Linked DNA regions of Homo sapiens: region 1 is linked to region 2. A link is a loop called in an ENCODE intact Hi-C map of the cell type or tissue named here. Cell type or tissue: heart left ventricle. All regions are shown on one strand.

Evidence for each region. Peaks named below come from ENCODE experiments on the same cell type or tissue, not always from the same donor. Only the 100,000 strongest peaks of a DNase experiment are listed, where the experiment ranks them.
Region 1: a loop joins it to region 2, with 6 times the contacts of the local background. A loop is called at or near these places in 3 of 110 quality-filtered maps.

Annotation. Positions count from the first base shown.
Region 1 is chr10:78,718,567-78,726,566 of GRCh38, forward strand. All of the region lies in intron 1 of LOC105378379 (a long non-coding RNA gene), which reads right to left. Among named protein-coding and RNA genes, the nearest start is that of ZMIZ1-AS1, 340 kb to the right of the region's middle. In heart left ventricle, no CTCF peak of the experiment used is centred here; no DNase peak of the experiment used is centred here.
Region 2 is chr10:78,242,974-78,250,973 of GRCh38, forward strand. LINC00856 (long intergenic non-protein coding RNA 856) reads left to right here and starts at 5,652. Exons shown (of 2, transcript NR_038985.1): 1 at 5,652-6,097; 2 at 7,304-8,000. RefSeq lists an enhancer at 7,436-7,505. In heart left ventricle, no CTCF peak of the experiment used is centred here; no DNase peak of the experiment used is centred here.

The sequences.
Region 1 (8,000 bases), 480 kb after region 2:
GATACAACTTTTTTCCCCAAAAAATACTTCTTTTGTTGTATGTGTAGACATGGGCCCTGTCTATGAAGCGATTCCAAACCCTATTTTGCAGCCTTTCATCCACTGAACCCCTGAGGAGTTGCTAGCCTGCACTTAACTTCTCCAGAAGCAACATTCTGCTGACCACTTTCTGGTGAGCACAGCAATGAACTTGTCAAGGAGCCAGCCAGGAGGAGTGGGAGCCAGGGAGGCAGGTGTGCACAGGCCAGGCAGGAATGGGGCCATCCATCTCCATCCTTTTCTCCATGTCCAAGTGTAAAGGGATTGTGTCTACAAGCCTGTCTCCGCCAACCTCGGGGAAGAAGCCAAGTCATTTCATCTGAAATTTTTACTTCCACCACAAGGGAAGGTTCCAGGGCAATTAGAACTATTGTAATTTCTTATTAAGGTCAAAAACAAATTGTAGGTATAGCCCATGAGTCACCTTCCTACACAGAAACAAATGAAATCTTCTAAGCGAATTGGTGAGCCTGTGTGTCCCACCCTTAATAATTGGGGAAAAGGGAGGGTACTGCCATCTCCTTCCTGCCTCTGAAATGCTCACTTTTTTTGGAAACCCAATAAAATTAATTCAAAGCATGGATTAATAATTCATCTTGATATGTAAATAATTCATCATGAAAGTAGCCATATCACATTTTCACATTTTGAAGCCTATGCACTCCTTTATCGTGGGAGAGATGGATTTCCCCAGTTGACCTGCCGGAGTGGGTAAGGGACTGGGCACTCAGCCGCCCACACCTCAAGGATGCCAGAGCCCAGATCCAAGCCCGATGCCTACTTCGAATCCAGCAGCAAAGATGTTTGTGGCTGCAGTGACCTAAGGTGGCCTGCTGAAGTCAGGATGCTTCTTAATGACCAGAGGGACTTGCTTGCCAGGTCTTTGGCCTCACCAGGATGTAAAAGGAATTCCTGTCGTGATCAAGCTCGCCACTGCTGATTACATTTTGGTCCTCCAGGAGGGCCTCCGAACGATGGCCTATCAATTATGCATTCCCCAACACACCTCACAGCCTGGCTTTCATGAAGGTCCTGTCTGAGCAGGTATCCCCCGCATCATTTCTGGGGAAGAGAAAAGAAATGGGGCACTGTCACCTGACAACCTCCTAAGAGCTGGGTGCAAAGGCCTAAGTGAGATGAGGGAGAAGTTGAGCTGGTCTGGAGGCTTCTCTCTCAAACCCCATGGGGACCAATAAGGGGTCTGGACCACCCTCTGTTGCACGTATGTGGCTCTGGGGTGCAGCAGCCTCTCAATGTGTGCTCTAAGCTGGAGTCTGAGCTTATAAAGGACCCTAGAGTGCAGGTAACGCCAGCAGAGCTGCCCTCGTTTGAAAGATGAGCAATCTGAGGCTCGGAGAGGCACAAGCCTGGGGAATGTTGGCCTGGTAGGCTCTGGCTGGGCTTGAAATAGTCTGTAATCTGGTTGGAAAATCATTCCTGTATCTACTATTTCCCCATGATGGTGGATCCCCACTGATGCTGTGCATTCATTCATGGAGGTCTAGTTCAGAGCCAGACCCAGGCTCAGGGCTGGGGGCTGGGGGATGATGCAGAACCCCTTTTTGTGCCAAAGGAGCTTCCACTCTCAAGTTGGGGGAGGACTCCTAACAAAATCTGGGTGGTGACAGGGTTGTGCCATAGGATGGACAAGACCAACAGCCACACTACAAGCTGGCCTCGGCATCCCTCTCTGTTCACCCCCATTACCCTCCCTCACTCACTGCACGTCGGCCACAGGGGCCTGTGGTCAGTCACTCCCCAAAGCCCCTCCCACGTGGCATGGCTCCTACGGCGCTTCAGGTGGCTGGGTCACTTCACCTTTCAGGTCCTCCTAGCTCAGCTCATCTGACAGAGCTCCCACCCAACTGCTTTTCCTCAGAGCACCTATCACAATTTGTCATCTAGCTCATGTTCCCTCTGCCACTGGACTGCAAGTTCCCTGAGGGCAGGCACTGTGCCCAATTTGTACACTGTTGTAGCCCATCCCATAGCACAGTTGAAGCTCAATGAATGTTGAACAAAAGAATGAACGAACGAATGCAAGGCAGACCCTGAAGCATGTCAACAGAAAGTTAAAACTAAACAGCCCCAAGAGGGCTGAGATGAGATCCTCCACCTGGGAGATCTGAGACAGCTTCATGGAGGAGGCTGCATTGGAGCTTTGGGGATTCTCTGGCTCTTTTAGAAGTCCAAGGACTATGTATTCATTCTCAGTGGGGAGCAGAATTCCACAACTGTTCATGTACATTATTCAAATGTCAAAAAACTTGGGAAACACAGAAGTAATTGGTAGGTTTCTAGTTGAGCTTGGAATGGGAGTATGTGATTGCTGGGAGGGGGTCTTGGGTGTAGACAGGTGCAGGCTAGGGCAGAGTTTGGTGGTATAGCCCCTCTCTCTCCCTACCAGAGCATATCTCTCAGAGATCATGATATTTGTCAAGGATGAGGTCAATGTCTTTTCTCTGGGCAGTCCTGATGGGGACCAACACAGGCTTTCTACCTTCCTTTTATATACACAGGCTTACACGTGCCCACACCATGCCCACATCACATCCTTCACAGCAAGAGAAAAGAGGGCAGCCTGATACTTCTTGGCCTCAATATGCAAATTTATAGCTTGGGGACTTAGTAGTCCTGGCTCTGCAGCTTCAGGGAGAAAGTCTGGGATAATCATCAGAGACCATACATAGGGAAGGCAGATGTGGGATTTCTCGTGCCCCTCTGGGATGAGGGTACTTGTCCTAACACAGTTTTTTATGAATATCCTAGTGTGTTTGTGGTGTATTTCACCCCCCAAGCAACCTCATCATTCCTCAGAGGTGAGCCATGATCTGGAAGAAGAAGTACTGGCTTTGAATCCAATCCCAGCTCATGTAAGTGTTACCAATTCCCTTGCTTTGTGACATCTCTGAACTTCAGTATCTTCATCTGCAAAATGACAACTCCCTGAAAGTACTGCTGTGCCTTCCAGAAATTAGCATTAAAAAATTTTGTCAACTGCCCCATCTTAGAAACCAAAGGAGATGATCAAAACTGGCGTGGGGGAGAAGGGAGTGGAGAAAATGGAAACCAACAAAATAGAAAAATAAGTACCCAGTTAGCCCAATTAAGAAAAATAATAAAGACAAAACAGTACTCAAAATTAGGATTGGGAAAGGGAATATGACCATTGGTATCATATGGAAGATGTTATAAGACTAATATAAAACTATATATACCAACAATGTAAAAAATTTGAAGTCAAAATCAAATGCACAATTTTCTATGAAAATATAAGTTGTTAAAATTAACTTTAAAAAATAAAAATTTTATCAGACAAAAGTCTGGAATAATTTGGGGGGAAAATTCATGAATCACAGCTCTAAACAATTTTCATCTTTTTAAAAAAGCAAAAGGCTCAAATAGTTTTATATAGAGTATTTCTTCCTTCAAAATTTCAGAGAATAAGTAATTTTCAAGCTATATAAACTATTACAGGATATTTAAAAAAAGATGAAACCCAATTCTTTTTTCAAATTAGAGTATGATTAATAACCATTGGTATAGTTTGGACCTGTGTCCCCACCCAAATCTCATGTTGAAATGTAATCCTCAATGTTGGAAGTGAGGCTGGGTAGAAGGTGATTGAATCACAGGGGCAGATTTCTCATGAATGATTTAGTACCATCCCCTTGTACTGTCCTCAAGATACTGAGTTAGTTCTGAGGAGATCTGGTCGTTTAAAGGTGTGTAGCACCTCCCTTCCACCCACAGCCTTGCTCCTGCTTTCACTATGGAAAGTGCCTGCTCCTGCTTTGCCATTGCCATGAGCAAAACCTCCCTGAGGCCTCCCCAGAAGCACAGGCTGCCATGTTTTCTGTACAGCCTGTGGAGCCGTGAACCAATTAAATCTCTTTTCTTGTAAATTACACAGTCTCTGCTACTTTGTTAGAGCAATGCAAGAATGGCCTAACCCAACCATGTTTGAAAAAATCATAAATAAAAGATAAATCGGCCGGGCACAGTGGCTCACTCCTGTAATCCCAGCACTTTGGGAGGCTAAGGCGGGCAGATCACTTGAGGTCAGGAGTTCGAGACCAGCCTGGCCAACATGGTGAAACCCCTTCTCAACTAAAAATATTTTAAAAATTAACTGGGCATGGTGGTGGGTGCCTGTAATCCCAGCTACTCAGGAGGCTGAGGCAGGAGAATCACTTGAACCCGGGAGGCAGAGGTTGCAGTGAGCCGAGATCATGCCACTGCACTACAGTCTGGGCAACAAGAGTGAAACTCTGTCTCAAAAAAAAAAAAAAAAAAAGATAAATCTGTAGGATAATATCATCAGTGAATTTACATTTAAAAATGCTAAATAAATATGTATGTATTTCAGATTTCAGAAATATATTAAAAATCATGGAGTATGATTAAGTAGGGTGTAATCTGGTAATGCTAGGTTTGAAATCTATTAACATAATTTATCGAGTTAAAAATAATAAGAGAAAACATGATTGTACATTTGCAGTCCTATTAAAATATATTTACATAAGACATTCCAAAAAGAAAAATTGTTAAACTGGACTTCACGATAAAAAACTTTTGCCCTTCTAAATACCATTGAGAAAATAATATGATCCACAGACTAGGAGAAAATATTTGCAAGTCACATATCTGATAAAGGACATGTATACAGAGTATAAGAAAAATTCTTACAACTTAATAAGAAGGTAAACAGCATAGTTTTTAAAAAGGCAAAATATTTTAACAGACCCCTGACCAATGTAGATATATGAACTGTCAATAATCATATGAAAATAGGCTCCCATCATTAGTATTAAGAATATATAAATTTAAATTAAAAGATATCACTACACGCCTGGCTCTAATCAAAAGGACTGACAATGCCAAATGTTGGAAAGAATGTGGAGAAACTGGAACCCTCATCCATCGCTGTGGGAATATAAAATAGTACAGCCACTTGGGAAAACAGTTTGACAGTTTCCTAAACATGCATCTGACATGCAAACCAACAATTCTGTGCTTAGCCATCTACCTAACTGGGATGAAAACATATGTTCACATAAAGACTTGTCCAAGAATGTTCACCACAGTATTATTCATAATAGCTCAAAACTGGAAACAACCCAAACGTCCATCAACTAGTGAATGGATAAACGGGTACACTCATTCAGCGGAATACTTTTCAACAATGAAAAAGGAATGGATTACTGATACATGCAACAACATGGTGACCCTCAGAAACTTCAGATGCCAGATACAAAAGTCTCTATGTCTTATGATTCCACTTATCTGTAATTTCTAGAAAAGGGACCAAAAGAGACAGAAAGCAGGTCCGTGTTTGCCTGGGGCTGGGTGTGGGAGCTGAGACTGACTACAGAGGGACAAACAGAGAAAGTTCAGAGGTGATAGAAGTGTTCTAAAACTTGACTGTGGTGAGAAGTTACCAGCTGTGTAAGTTTACTAAAACTATCCAACTGTACCCTTAAAATGGGTGGATTTTATAGTATGTAAATTATACCTCCAAATGCTATTTTTAAGTGTTTCTGAAAGGTTACTGTAGTAGTCTGTTTTGTGCTTCTATCAAGGCATACCTGAACTTGGCTAATGTGTTAGGTTGGTTCAAAAGTAATTGCATGGCCCTGGCGTCTGCTTCTGGGCAGGATCTCAGGAAGCTTTCACTCTTGGTGGAAGATGAAGTGGAAGCAGGCGTGCCACATGACGAGAGACGGACAAGAGAGGGAAGGGAGGAGGTGCCAGGCTCCTTTTAACAATCAGATCTCGATATCATATGAACAAACAGAGTGAGAACTCACACATTACCATGGGAGGGCACTGAGCCACTCATGAGGGATCCACCACCGTGGATCCCTCCAGGGAAACACCCCCCGCCAGATCCCACCTCCAACACTGGAGATCACATTTCAACGTGAGATCTGCAGGGCACAAATATCCAAACTATAGCAGATCTATAGCATGCAGATAAGTTGTTTTCTTTAATCCTAAAATGATTTGTTTATTTTGTTGTTGGGTTGTTCATACTTTTTCCTCTCAGTGAGCATATACAATTGTAACATTTTTTTTTAAGTTCGCCCAAAGAGAACACCATGAGAATGACAGGAGATACAGTTCCTCAAACAATTTCTGCCATGGGGTAGAGTGGATGCTTGATAAAGAGAATGTTCCCTGTTTATACAAAAATCCCCTTCATTCCAGGCACCACTATAGCTTTCTGATCCACCCTAGACACGCCAGGGCAGCATTAGAGGCTGTAGCCCACCTGAGTGACTGACAGATGCTTATGCCTTCAGAGGGATGCTCTTTCCTCACCACCCACCATCTCATCTGCAGGATCCTTTATGACTGCTCTTAACAGGCTAGCCTGCCAAAGATGCTCCCTTCCCCAGTGATTCCTGGGCTCCTACCACCCATTCCCCGGCCGCAGTCGTAACAAGCTACTGTGATAGCAGAATTGTTTGCCTCAGAAAAAAAAAACAAAACAAAACTATAATGTCACAACAAACAGAAGCTCATGGGTTTGGCAGGTAGAGTGCAGGCTGTGCAGCAGCAAACTAGATGGAGGAGAGGTTGCTGGGATCTTCTGTCACAAACACCCCTGGGGATGGGGTAGAGGATCAGAACCAGGGACACTTAAGTTTTGCTGGTAGCAAATCCTAAAGTACGGGCTCTGGGATTGATCAGTCAACCTTGCCACTTACTTGAGCAGGAGCTGAGCCTTTCTGAGCCTCTGTTTCTCAGTTGCCTTCCAAACCTTTTGTGAAAACCATTTTAGAAGACAAGAAAGTCTGTTGTAGCATGCTGCTCAGATTTTTAGTGACAATACTTGCTCTAACTCTTCCTGGGAGTGTGGTGAACTCTGGGAATCAGATTATAGCTCAGGTTGGGCATAACCCTCCAACGATGGGAATTGTCCCAAACGATGGGGTCTCCAATGATGTAGTGTATTTGAAGTCACTGGGGGGAATGATTGGGGGTCAGGGTAGGTAAAGTCCAACAAGAGCGTTCTAGCCAAAGGGAATATTACCAAAACCCTGTCATTGTGGGAGGGTGGAATATTAGGGACTAGACTTAATCTTCTGCTGTAAACAACTAGGAAAATGGAACAAATATATGAAACAACACTTTCTAGGATGAGACAAGGGCACTGATTCCTGAGAGTAGGGCAGGGGAGAAGTGAATCCCACAATTATCCAGGCCTTCTGGCTGTGAGCCCCTCGCTTTCTGCCTAGAGATGAGTTCCAGATCAGAGGCACAGGAGGAAGTCAGACTTCATAGCCTCACTGAATTGAAGAGACAGAAATGGAAGTTCAGGAAGGCTGAAATGGCTGGAAGTTGCAGGACATATTTCCAGAAGAGAAGAACTAACTCAAAAAAAGCTCCAGAAATCTGCAGAGCTATCCCCTTGATGTGTACTAGGCCTGCTTGCATAGAATGAAATGCCACAAAACCAGGCAAACAACCAATGGGGAGTCGTAAACCACACAACTCCCAGAGTTCACACAGGGCAGAGAGACATTGGAAGTCTGGCAAGGAGAATGGAGAGTCCTCAGTGATCACCTGGGGCATTCAGTGGGGCCTCAGAGGAATTGCACCTAAACATTCAGCCTAAACCATCCCAACAGTGAGGGTGACTCCAGACCTGCCCTGGCAACTCCCAGAAACAGGCTGGAAGCAATCTAATAATCCACAAGCAGCTCAACTGCTTTCCGGAACAAAATCCAGACACTCAGCAGCACACAAGTCACCATGTCCATCATCCACTACCAATTACCAGACATACCAAGAAGCAGGAAAGTGCGGACTATAACCAGAAGGAAAATCTGTCAAAAGAAAGAGATGAGAAATAGCAGAGATGATGGAGCCAGCAGACGAGGACTCTGAAACAGCTATTGTGTTCAACCATCTAAAGGAAAACAGGGACACAAGAAAGACAAAAGTAGGAGAAA
Region 2 (8,000 bases):
GGGGAAAATGTCTCCAGGCCATGTCAGAGACCTTCACGGCAGTCCCTCCCATCACAGACCTGGAGGCCCAGGAGGAAAAATTGGTTTCATAGACCTGGCCCTGGGTACCCATGCTGTGTGGAGCTTAGGGACTTGGTGCTCTGTGTCCCAGCAGCTCCAGCCATGGTTGAAAGGGGCCAACGTAGAGCTTGGGCTGTGGCTTCAGAGGGTGGAAACCCCAAGCCTTAGCAGCTTCCACATAGTGTTGAGCCTGTGGGTGCACAGAAGTCAAAAATTGAGGTTTGGGAACCTCTGCCTAGATTTCAGAAGATGTATGGAAACACCGGGATGCCCAGGCAGAAGTTTGCTGCAGGGGTGGGGCCCTCTTGGAGAACCTCTGCTAGGGCAGTGCGGAAGGGAAATGTGGGGTCAGAGCCTCCAAGCAGAGTCCCTACTGGGGACCTGCCTAGTGGAGCTGTGAGAAGAGGGCCACTGTCCTCCAGACCCCAGAATGGTAGATCCACAAACAGCTTGCACTGTGCACCTGGAAAAGCCACAGACACTTAGTGCCAGCCTGAGAAAGCAGTGAGAGGGAGGCTGTACCCTGAAAAGCCATAGGGACGGAGCTGCCCAACACCATGGGAACCCACCTCTTGCATCAGCATGACATGGATATGAGACCTGGAGTCAAAGGAGATAATTTTGGAGCTTTAAAATTTGACTGCCCTGCTGGATTTCAGACTTGCGTGGGTCCTGTAATCCTTTTATTTTGGCCAATTTCTCCCATTTGGAACTGCTGTATTTATCCAACACCTCTACCCCCCATTGTATCTAGGAAGTAACTAGCTTGCTTTTGATTTTACAGACTCATAGGTGGAAGGGACTTGCCTTGTCTTGGATGAAACTTTGGACTGTGGACTTTTGGGTTGATGCTGAAATGGGTTAAAACTTTGGGGGACTATTGGGAAGGCATGATTGGTGTTGAAATGTGAGGACATGAGATTTGGAGGGGCCAGGGATGGAATGATATGGTTTGTCTGTGTCCCCATTCAAATCTCAACTTGAATTCTATCTCCCAGAATTCCCATGTGTTTTGGGAGGGACCCAGGGGGAGGTAATTGAATCATGGAGGCCAGTCTTTCCCATGCTATTCTCATGACAGTAAATAAGTCTCATGAGATCTGATGGGTTTATCAGGGGTTTCTGCTTATGTGTCTTCCTCAATTCTCTCTTGCTGCCACCATGTAAGAAGTGCCTTTTGCCCTCTGCCATGGTTATGAGACCTCCACAGCCATGCAGAACTGTAAGTCAAACTAAACCTCCTTTTCTTCCCAGTCTCAGGTATGTCTTTATCAGCAGCGTAAAAACAGACAAATACATATACATTAAATCATATTTGCTTAATTTTAAATTGTTGCCATAATGGAGTAAATTTGTAAAATAATTGTTAGTGGTTATCATATATCTATATATACACAAGGTTGGCATCTGTGTAAGATGGGACAGGAGCCAGGGTGGGGGCAGGAGGCACTGTGGGATGTCAAAGTTCCTGTTAATGCCTCCAATTCTGATCACATGCCATAGGGTATATTCTGCCTTTCTCCCTTTCCATTGTTGTAACAGTCTTTTTTTTTTATTATTTTTATTTTTTTTGAGACAGAGTCTTGCTGTGTTGCCCAGGCTGGAGTGCAGTGGTGCAATCTTGGCTTACTGCAACATCTGCCTCCCGGGTTCAAGAAATTCTGCTGTCTCAGCCTCCCAAGTAGCTGGGACTACAGGCACCCACCACCACACCTGGCTAATTTTTGTATTTTTAGTAGAGATGAGTTTTCACCATGTTGGCCAGGCTAGTCTCGAACTCCTGAGCTTAGGTGATTCACTTGTCTTGGCCTCCCAAAGTGCTGAGATTACAGGCGTGAGCCACCACACCAGGCCATTGTTATAACTGTCTTCTGTGACAGTGAAAAATCTGGCTCCCATCTCATCTTCTGTAATATATTTAGTCATTTGATCAATACCTTGTATGTAACCAATCCCTTATCACTGCCATTGCCCTAGGGACACCCTCCCCACCAGTGTATTAGAGCTGCCTTTCTTATCCTGTTCTGGCTCCAACACCCTGTGCTGGGCCACCTCCTTTCATGGATACCTCTTCAACCTACTCAGGCTGTGACACCCCAAGCTGGGCTGTTCCCTACTCCTCAGATGCCCCCTTTGCACCACTTGGGCTTGGCCACTCACACTGGGCCACCACTCACCCTCATGTATGGCCCCTTTGACCTGCTTAGCCTTTGACACCCCGTGATCGCCTCCACCCCATGATGTGCTCCAGTGCCCCAGTGGCTGCTGTCTCATTTTGCATAGATGCCAACCTTGCTTAATCCCACGTAGTGGCTTCTAGCCTAAATTGTTTTGGAAGGAAAGGGAAGAGTATATGTGAAATATTTTGATGTACAGAAGTTTTACATTTTAAAGAAAATAAACCTATTGACCTTTCTCTTCATGTTTTCTCAATTTAGCTCTATACTTAGGTCTTTCCTACCCATCTTAACTTGGGTCCCCCAAAGAGCAGAACCTGTGACAAAGGCCTATCTGCAGAGTTGATTTTGTGATTGGCTTCCAGGGAAGAGGAGTGGGAGGCTGGAAAGAGGGAGACAGGACAGGAGGGGAGGCCAACACAGGGGAAATAGGGGTCAGTCCTGCTGGGGTCCTGTCAGGAACTTTGGAGAACATGCCTCAGAATTGGCTCCCTGGCAGAGGGAAGAAGGTTTTTATTTCACAAGAATCAAAGGCTTCCCTGGGGGATGTGGACTGCTTGCACTCCCAATATTGTGCACACGGCAGAATGGCAGAGTTGGTCACTGACAGCAGGTATCCCAAAGAGCTGGGCCAGAGAAGCTGGGAGCAGAGAGAGAGGGAGATGTGGCATGGCGGGGGTGGTGAAACAAAAAGAGGAGCTGACAGGGTGTGACATGCGGCATAAAAGATGTCTGGCATGCAACTTGAAGATAATGTGAATCTTACTTCATATTTCATTTTAATACTCTATTTTTTAAATATTTAACCTATCTGGAATTTTATTTTATTTTATATTTTTGAGATGAGGTCTTGCTGTGTTGCCCAGGCTGGAGTGCTATGGCACAATTGCAGCTTACTGCAGCCTCAAACTTCTGGACTCAGGCGATCCTCCCACTTCAGCCTCCCCAGTAACTGGGACTACAGGCCTGTACCAACATGCCTGGGTAAAATTTTAAATTTTTTTGTACAGACAGGGTCTTGCTTTGTTGCCCAGGCTGGTCTTGAACTTCTGGCCACAGATAATCCTCTTGCCTTGGCCTCCCAAAATGTTGGAATTACAGGTGTGAGCCACTGTGCCTGGCCTGGAATTTATTTTAAAGTGTGGTGTGGGCTGGGCGTGGTGGCTCACGCCTGTAATTCCAGCACTTTGGGAGGCCAGAGTGGGTGGATCACGAGGTCAGGAGATCGAGACCATTCTGGCTAACACAGTGAAACCCTGTCTCTACTAAAAATACAAAAAAAAATTAGCCAGGCATGGTGGCAGGGGCCTGTAGTTCTAGCTACTCGGGAGGCTGAGGCAGGAGAATGGTGTGAACCTGGGAGGCAGAGCTTGCAGTGAGCCCAGATCGCACCACTGCACTCCAGCCTGGGTGACAGAGCAAGACTCTGTCTCAAAAAAAAACCAAAAAAAAAAAAAAAAAAACCAAAGGACCAGGCCCGGTGGCTCACGCCTGTAATCCCAGCACTTTGGGAGGCCAAGGCGGGTGGATCACAAGGTCAGAAGATCAAGATCATCCTGGCTAACATGTAAAAATACAAAAAAAAATTAGCTGGGCATGGTGGTGGGCACCTGTAGTCCCAGCTACTTGAGAGGCTGAGGCAGGAGAATGGTGTGAACCTGGAGTGTGCAGTGAGCCGAGATCGCGCCACTGCACTCCAGCTTGGACGACAGAGCGAGACTGTCTCAAAAAAAAAAATCATGTGGTGTGAGGTAGGGATAGAATTTAAATTTGCTCCCTAGTAGGTTGGTCAGTTATCCTCAAGCCATAATTCACTGAATAGTCCATATTTTCCCATAATGACATGAAATTCTATCTTAAAAGTATATTAAAGTTTAAATATATTATGTATTGAATCTGCCTCATTGTTCCGTCTGCTAATTTTTTTTTGCTAGTACCACACTGTTTTAATTATTGCAGATTTAGAATGCATTTTAAAATTTGCAGAACAAATATCCCTTTAGTGATGTTCTTTTTTCAGAAATTTATTAGTGAGCAGTAGAAGTTTATTTTTCTAGAGGATCTTTTGAATTATTATTGTAATTTTTATTCTTCTTTTTTTTTTTTTTTTTTTTTTTTTACCTTCCCAGGGGGAAAGGGCCTGAGCTTGTACATTCTTCAGCCAAGTAGCAAACCTCTCTTTCACAGATGGTCAGAATACATAAAATCATATGATATAAAGACACAGATGGTGTGTTCCCACTCACTATGCTGCCCGCCTTTTAATTTTACTCTCACTGCTGTCCTGTGACTTTAGGAAAGGGCGGTTATTGTGTACAGCACAAGTACAAGGCTTAGAAAATATTTTTTTTCCCCCAAAGGCACACAAATAAATATTAGACATAGAACTGAAATGCCTTTTTGTGTTCATAAGACTTCTTAGAAAGAATGACAGTCTAGGAATTAAAGTCTGTGCTTCTAATGGGAAATCCTTGGTCCTGATGTGTTTACATTGAAGCAACTATTTTAACTGAGTCTTATGAAAGACCTTCTTAGGAGTGACAGGTATGAGCTATTGCAACAAAACATAGTGTACAATCTTATGTGAGGGTCTTTAAATAGAGAGCCGGTTATAAAGACTGTGTCCCTGATGTGTGGGGCTGGTCCTCCTCCCCAGCAGACCTCACCTCCCTGCCCTTTCAGCATCCCCTCCTTGGCCCCAGCTGATGGCTGATGCTCCCATTGGTCTCTGTGGTGCTACCTGCCACTGGCCTGCCAAGACCTCAGACCCTCGCTGTCTCCTTGTCCCATTTCCCCTGAGGCTTGTGGCTGGTTCTGTGGTTATGACTGAGTTGGCCCTTCTGACATCCTGATCCAGACACTTCCCAACCTAGGCTGTCTCAGCTCTCCAAAAGCACCCTGAAAATAAAAATGGAAAGGAGTTTGGCTCCTTGGGTGAGGTTGTTCCTGCTCTCCCTAAGACACTGTTCTTTTCTGTAAATTTCACCTATCTGAAAGAAACAGAATGCTTCTTGTTTCTTGGTGGGGAAAAGTAACCATAATGGAATGCCGCCTTCATGCTAGGCATTTTACAGGTCACCCCATTTAATCTTCACAATTCTATAGGAAGGGATGCTTGTCTCTGCTTTAGAGAGGAGGAAACTGAGGCCAGAGGGTTTATGGAACATGTGCAATGTCATGTGGAATGTTAATAGTGAAGCCAGGGCCAAAACCGAGGTCTGCCTGAGTCCAAGTCCAATTCCACAAACATGATGTTAACATACTCCTCGGTGCCAGGCACTGTGTTTTAGGGGCATAGCTGCCTCCCTATTGTCAAGGATTTTGAGCAGATCAGATTTGAGGACCTTTTTTCGATAGGTCTATATTTTTCTTACAGCCACTCCCCATTTTAAGCGCATCGTGAGTAGGCTTTTGGAGTCTGATCTATCGAGCTGGGTATGTTTGGAAAGCTACAGAGCAGTAGCCATAGAAAGACTGCGTGAGACAGAGTCCTAGCCTATCTGTCCGGCCAGTCGAACCTCATGTGTTCGCTGCTTTCATTTTCCCTTGGCTGAGGAAACGATGGTTTGGTTTTGCAAAGGAATGCTGGGGACTTCTGCCAGCTTGCTAACGGCCTTGCCCCATTCAGATGCATCGAACTCACAGAACATCGCTCCCCAGCTGCTGGCTCGCGGTTCTGAGAGTGCCTGAATAGAAAACCACTCATTTCCCTTCGCAAAAGAGGCGCCCAAAGCAGATATTTCAATATATTCCAATTTAGCCGAGGGAAGCCAGAACATGGATGTTGTTGCCAAGGAAACCACCTCCTTCCTCCTGTGTGCTGTGCATACGTGTATCACTTCATCTCTCTGCTCTCCAAGGTAATATCATAGCTCCGTGCTTGGGGAAGGGTTTTTAAAAAGGCATATAAAACCTCTTAGCATCAAGAAGATTCATTAAATGATCTCATTCCAGAGAAGCTTAAATTATTCTTTTTAGATCCTTTTATGCTGAGGATGGGGAAATGGCTGAGTCAGTGCTATCTCTCGCAGCCCAGCTTGGTGTCTTCGTGGAGACAGTTTTTCAGAAATAAACAAATCAGAGTTCGCAAGCTTAGACAGGGCGAGTGTGTGTGTAATAAGAACGAGGCCGTCATGTAGCTGTAATGTCACGGTCTAATCCCTCCTAGAGGATCTGCCAAGACCACCTTGATCTGAGGGCCTCCTGGGTGTGAGGCCACATTGCACAGGGCAGGCTTCAAAGTGGAGACAAGAGAGGGTCGGTGTTGCAAGGCCACCTGTCAAAAGATTCCTTGTTCGGGAACTGCGTGGGGATTTCTGCTGCCCAATCTGTTCTCAGACCCACTCCTGGGCTGTTTTTGTCCTGCCTTGGTGTCTGGTCTTGGGTCCACCTCTCTCTCCTGGACGCTGCCATCACCCCCTTCATTCCCACCTACCCTATTCTGTATGTTAAAGTCAGCACAATCGCCCTCATGCCTTACAACCCAAGAGACAAACTGGAGGGTGCACTTGGTAGTCATCTGAGAGCTCAGTGGGTGGCCCCGACTTTCACACCTTCTTCCTCTCAGCCCCTCCTGGTTTTTAGGGCTCAGATTCCCCCTTGCCCACTGCATATGCAGATTAAATTTGGCTTCTCTCTTTCAATTAGTGGCACTAGCCAAGAATATTGGTTTATATTAGTCATTCCCAGCTGGGGGGCAATTTTGCCCCCCAGGGGACATTTTTGGTTCTTATTTCGAGGAGGGAGTCCTGCTGGCATCTAACGTGCAGAGGCCAAGGACTCTGCTGAAACAACTTACAGTGCACAGTCCAGGCCTCTAAAAACAGAATTATCCAGCCCCAGGTGCCAATAGTGCTGTGGTTGAGAAACCCTGGCTTATACTTATTCTCTTTGCTCGTTGATGTAATAAATATTTATTGAGTACCTACTATACACCAGGCTCTAAGCCAGCAGCTGGGGATGTGAACTGAACAAGACAGACATAGCTTCACTCACTTTCTCACATAGAGCCAATTGGGAGACGTTAAACAAATAATTACAATGATACAAATAAATTATTATTACAGCTTGAATCTAGATCTGACGTGGATATCCTGCCACAGTTCCGAAGTCTACCTAGTGCCCCAGCCGAACCTGCCCTGGCTCCTAGGTGGGGTATGGACATCTGTGACATCCCTCCCCAACACCCCACCAAGCTGGGCTGCAAGACGGGTTATGGTGGCCCCATGACTTCCTTCCTTGGTAAGCCACAGGACTTCCTTGTTAACTGCTTTGCTGTTGGTCATTGCAGAGAAATAGGGAACAATAAAAACAACCTGAGGTGTGGCAAAGGCTCTAGGACTGCATCATCTGCTGAAGCTCCAGTCCCTGCGCTGCATCTCCTGAGTGGCATCTGTGATGGCAAACAAAGGCTCCTTGGGCTTCACGCTCTGCTTTCTTTCTAAGTGGTACTTACCACCCGCTGCATCCCAGCCTTCTTCTGACCAGCTTCCTCTTCTGATAGGCTTATTTCCATGAAGTTTTTCAGAGTTAGAAGCATGAACTTTAGAACCAGATGATCCCGGTTGGAATCCATCTCTGGCACTTGCTATATGACCTTGGATAAGTTACTTAACCTTTCTGTGTCTCAGTTTCTTTTTCTATAAAATGGGCATAATAAAATCTATCTAGCATAGTTATTGTAAGGATTAAGTAAGTTATTATATGCAGAGCTCTTGGTTCACAGTTAGTGCCATTTAAGCCTTTCTGTCATTCTTACTGTTA